2 separate regions of the Mus musculus genome follow, and region 1 is linked to region 2. Evidence: chromatin contacts called from ENCODE Hi-C data. All regions are on one chromosome and are shown on one strand. Each heading gives the region's core, a stretch centred on a gene start or an enhancer-like site at or near the end of the contact. The rest is flanking DNA. Distances are from core to core; before and after follow the strand shown.

Region 1 (2,700 bases), core at 132-2,631, 9.9 Mb before region 2:
CACTGAATTAAAGAGCTAAACTAGGGGCCCTCTGAAATACAACTTGTAAGGCAGCCCATATACTTTTTGTCCTATGACAAAGACAGAGGTAGTTCTGTGACTGGCCCCTGTGAGTTTTCTGTTACACACTTCCAGAGGGCAGGCTCCTGTGCGTCCTTAGTAAGGAAGGTGACACTTATGACAGCTGACTGTACCTCATGTTGATTGTGCCTTCTCAGCTGTCCCTGCATTCCAGTGGGATCCCTGAGAACCCCGAGCTACTGATGTGTTCCTTGGGAAGGGGCACAATTTTAAACTATGCTAATGCCAGTTCTGATGGGGCGATCGGTCCCAAGAAAGTTCTGTGTTATAAGCCAGTGCAATTGAATGCCTCTGGACACTTCCACAATTTCTCTCTTGTGTAGATGGTAGGATGTGCATATATGAAGCTTATAGCTTATCACTTTGCCTGTGCACGGGGTCTCTATGAAAGAAGGCTGAGCAGAAAGAATGGTGGAGAAATGGAGTTGGAACCCTTATCAAAGTATGCCTTCAGCCTGTGCCACCTTAGGACTGTTAAAAGGGGAGTCAGCTCATTGTGCTTACAATTTAAGCTGAGTTGGACTTATAACTAAAACTGTTTGAGCCGGGCATGGTGGCTCACTTAGGAGGCAGAGGCAGGCAGATTTCTGAGTTCGAGGCCAGCCTGGTCTACAAAGTGAGTTCCAGGACAGCCAGGGCTATACAGAGAAACCCTGTCTCGAAAAACAAAAACAAAAACAAAACAAACAAACAAACAAAATTAAAACTGTTTGAGCGGACAGCCTTACAGATCATACTTTCTAGTCAACAAGGTACCCTTTTAGGTGATGACAAATGAGACTAACTTCAGCCCAGCATGAAAAGTATTGCTATCCCATTTTATCCATGTAATTTCAAGTCTTCATATGCCCTATTTGGAGTCACTATCAAGTGACCCTGCATTGGAATGACACCCATTCCAGTGAATTCCAGTGGAGGTGGTGTTGGGTGACAATTTATTGCCCATTTGACAGCATTTCCTCAGCCTCTGTGTTTTCCTTTTTACCACAACTTAAAATTTAACTTTTTTCTTTTTTGGCCTTTTCCAGCTCTTGACTCAATTCTGGCCAGTTAGACTGAAATTCCTTGGGGAGATGGTTCAAGTTGAGCTGTTTCAGATTTCTCTACCTTCTCCCCTTTCTCCCTCACCCTTTCCCTCCATCTTCCCCCATTTCTCTCTCTGTTCCCTGCCATCCTATATTTGGACACTGATAAGATGCCTGAGGCTTTATCAGCTAGTCTGTCATAGTGTAAGGAAGTAGGTGACTTGCCCAAACAGCCAAGGGAACAGATAGAAGGCTTTGCGCCTGGATATCATAGGGCAGCTGGATAACATCAGCAGACACCTCCCTCCAGAATTCTGGCATGGGACAGAAATAACCTGTTTTGTTTACATCGAAGCGAGTCAGGCTTGCCTGAATATACAACATAATAGTCTCCTCTAACTCACCCATGCTACTATGGGAAGGCCAGTCAATTTTGTTCAGAAAAGATAAATGTATCCAAGTCAGACTATGGATTTTGTGAGTCTTCTGGCTCTCAGATAGTTTTCTTCTCATGTGTGTCCTATCCTCCGAGGGCTCTCAGATCTTTAAGCTGACAGCAGCACCGTACAATATTGTTTCCTCTTAGGTACGAATAATAATTACTAGACCAGCCACTCGAACTGCATCATCTTCAGGACACATTAAGAAGCATGGAGGTTGGCTTTTGTCTTGGACACAATCAAATCTTAGTTGAATCATGGCTGCTTTAAATCTTACCCTCTGCTCTAGCAAGATAAACCCTTGACTACTGGAGAAAGACCCAGATACTGAATTGTATTGACTAGAGGCTAGTCTCTAAAGCCTTGAGGTAACTTGACAAGAACAAAAAGTGTCTTCCAGAGTCAACCCATTTCCCAGTGGGGTATAGCTCTGCTCCTCCATGCATTTAGGTGAATATAGGCTTCATCAACCATGCACCGACTTTCTGAAAACTGTCCTGAACAATGGGGTGCTGTTTTTCATTGTTGTTTTGGGGGATAGTGGATGACTAACAGCTTGATCACATCTATTTTCACTGGACACAACCGCGAGACACAGCTCCAGAGAGTCTGTTAAGGCCTTTGGTCAGGTTTCTGATGGTTTTCTACAAAACTGGTTGCTCTCTTGTGTTCAACAGTAGATTGGGGACATCATTGATATTGGTAACTGTGGTCAGAAGGGGATTGCCATGCTGTTCTAGTGCAGAAAAGTCACAATACTCATGTTCTAAATAAGTACGGACAGAAAGTTTCCATTAGGGTCCAACCAGACTTCCTGAAGCAAACACCAATAGGCAGTTCAACAGAGCCCCTCTTTGGTCAACATCACTTTCCTTGTTGGGAGCCATTTAGGCAACGCTATTGTCCTGATCTCTGAATTGGGCCTCTCCCCCCGAGAAGAAAAGAGGGTCAAAAGCAGGCCACCGACACATGGATTCCGAGAACTACAGGATGTTCCAGCCCTGGGTCATCACCGCTCTCCTGACCACACCCTGACACCACCAAGTTCCTGCTTCCCCGTGTAGCTGTCAAAAGAAAGAATTTCTATTGCCCCTCCTCCCATAAGTACTTCTCCTTTTGCTTGTATTGCCCTGCCCCTCCCACTGATAAGTATC
Region 2 (2,700 bases), core at 128-2,627:
ATTTTCCCAGAAAAGCAGCCTTGCTACGCTATTAAGTTTGTACTGGGGCCTCAGCGACATTTTTTGGTTTCCTCAACTCCCTCCTTGCTCTCAGATGGAAACCTCAACCTCCTTCATGTAAATGAGACGGGTAGGGGTAACAGAGTTCTCCCCTCAAGCAGCCAGGCAACCACTGGGCTCAGAGAGGCAAACAAGTACCTCGGGCTTGAAAGTGAATAGCGCACTCTTAATCAATACACAATTACTTCCGACAGGAAGAGGAAAGTTCGGAAACTCCTCTTTGAGTGGGTAGGTTTGGAAGAGGTAGGAGCGTCAACTATCATTCTTCCTATAGGGATTTTTTTTTTTAAGACAGGGTCTCATTGTGTAGCATGCTAGGGTTAAAGGCGTGTGCCACCACTGTCCGGTCCCTAAACTTAATTGCCACTCCCAAGTCTGAAAACTGAACGCAGGTAGCTGGGGGCTCCCGCATCAGCGCCAGGGTGCATCCGGCTAAGGTAGCGCCAGCAGCCCCTCCGCAGTCCGGACACAGTGTTTGTGAATCACAGTACCGAACAGTATCAGATGGCGGTGTACCAGGTGGGGCAGCGACTTCGGACTTACAGAGAGTAATGACAACTTTCAATTTAGAGCAAACTTCGAAAGTTGCATTATCCACAGACCTCCGGGATGACTCGGTCGCCACACTTTGGCCCCCACATCACTCCCCGCGGGCCACAAGGGCCGCTTTGTGCAGGCGAGCGAAGAGCTAGGGCCCCAGCACCGGGCCCGGAGGCTTCCCCTCCCAAGTCCCCAGCGCCCTCGGGCTCCGCCACCAGACGCACACTGTTTACACAGGAAGGGAAGGCTCCTCCTCAGCCCGGGAGGGAACCCGCCAGCGCACGCAGATCTGATGCCCGCGCCTCGCCGACCCTTCTGGGAGCGCCCTGGGGTGCACTGCACCCTCGGCTCCCGCAAGCGGCCGCGGGCGAGCAAAAGTTGAGGAGCGCGCGGCGGGGCGGCGCGGCTTACCTGCGAGGCGCGGAACGAGCGCGCAGAGCCCGAGCAGACAGGCGTAGAGGGTCGCGGGCACCCGCGGCATGATGCGCGCCGCTCGGCTGGGGCGCTCGGCGGGGGCGGAGCGGGGCCGAGGCCGGGGACCGCAGCCGCATGCCGGGCGCTGCGCTCCGGCTCACGGCGCCCGCGGCCGGGCTGGTCCGCGCCCGGCCGCCACCATCCTCCTCGCTGGCCCGCTGGGACGCTCGGAGTTGTCGCTGCTCCGGACGCACCCTCGCCGAGTCCCCCGCGCGTCTACTCTCGGAGACCCTTCCCTTTTTCCTCGGCCGCCAGCCCCCACTCTTCTCTGCTTTCTCCTCCCCCCTCTCCTGCGGGCCGCCACTCGGTCAGTTTACGGCTAGGCGGGACGGGGCGGGGCGAGCTCGGGCCGGACCAGCTCCGCCCTGCACCGGGACCCGCCAGCACGCCTAGATCCTGGGTTGCCCAGGTGGCTGTCACAGCTGACCCACTTGTGGGGATCGGGTGTTCGAAACTTCTAGTTAGGGTCTCCCTCCCCGGTCTTGGAGTTGGGAGGGGGCGGGGCGCGCTCCATTAGGCCTGCAGAGATTACTTGGGCCAAAGCAATCTCAGTTTTGACTTCAGGATCGTGGGGCAGTTACGGCTTGGATCTGTCAGGCCATTTCGTCATGCCACAAGCGCATGCCAGGCCAGGCCTCGCCCGAGAATATTCAATCCAGACGCCACGCTTGGGATGGGCAGGGGAGGACACGTGGAACGTGGAAGTTCAGGTGAAGCGGAGGGCACCCTGGTGAGCAGGCACTGTGATAAGTGCTAACATCCCTCCCGTTGTTTAGGTGAGCAAACTGAGCCACCAAGGGTTAATATACTGGAGGAAGCGACTGCTAGCTTTTTCCCTGAAATCCAGATTTAAGTAAGGCAGCCTAACCTTTGCCTATTAAGAACCAGCTGGAGCTGGGCATGGTGGCACACGACTTTACACGGCACTTGGGAGGCAGGGGCAGTCAGATTTCTGAGTTTGAGGCCAGCCTGGTCTACAGAGTGAGTTCCAGGACAGCCAGGGCTACACAGAGAAACCCTGCCTCGAAAAAACCAAAAGAAAAAATAAATAAATAAAAGAAGAAGAAAAAGAAGGAGGAGGAGGAAGAGGAAGAGGAAGAAGAAGAAGAAGAAGCAGCAGAAGCAGCAGCAGCAGCAGCTAGAAGGTCAGGACTTGGCGGTGTAGGTGCAAAAACCTACCTAAGGCGTTTGAATCTTAAAAACTTTGTTGTGTCCACCTTTCAAACTCTTAACTGGGTGGCACTGACAGGAGCCAGTTTGTAGTGTGTGCATAGGGAAAAGTGAACCAATCCAGAGCAAACTTCAAAGTTCATCCTTGGACCATATGCAAATTCGTACTCTGTCCTACATTGCTTTGTTATGACTTAAAAGTCATATTTGGCCGGGTGTGGTGGTGCACGCCTTTAATCCCAGCACTCAGGAGGCAGAGGCAGGCAGATTTCTGAGTTCGAGGCCGGCCTGGTCTACAGAGTGAGTTCCAGGACAGCTAGGGCTACACAGAGAAACCCTGTCTCGAAAAAAAATCATGTTTGCTGCTAACCATTATCCAGTAGAATTCATGCTGCATGCCAAGCGTGGTGGCGCACTCGGGAGGTAAAGGCAGGCAGATTTCTGAGTTCGAGGCCA

What was found. Hi-C counts contacts between places; a loop is a spot of excess contacts on that map.
Region 1: a map of regulatory T cell shows a loop between it and region 2 (13-fold over the local background). The contact joins the enhancer-like site here to the promoter of Itgb5 in region 2. A Hi-C loop is called at or near these places in 2 of 37 maps with a recorded cell type or tissue (T-helper 17 cell and regulatory T cell).

The regions. Positions count from the first base shown.
Region 1 is chr16:43,771,237-43,773,936 of GRCm38, reverse strand. The region is part of intron 1 of Drd3 (dopamine receptor D3); the gene reads right to left. Among named protein-coding and RNA genes, the nearest start is that of Drd3, 10 kb to the right of the region's middle. Within about 2 kb of position 1,381, at least 1 of the 3 ENCODE cell types and tissues checked has a DNase peak (open chromatin) inside an H3K27ac peak, as active enhancers do.
Region 2 is chr16:33,828,342-33,831,041 of GRCm38, reverse strand. It overlaps Itgb5 (integrin beta 5), which reads right to left and starts at 1,377. Exons shown (of 15, transcript NM_001145884.1): 1 at 1,012-1,377. The coding sequence starts at 1,081.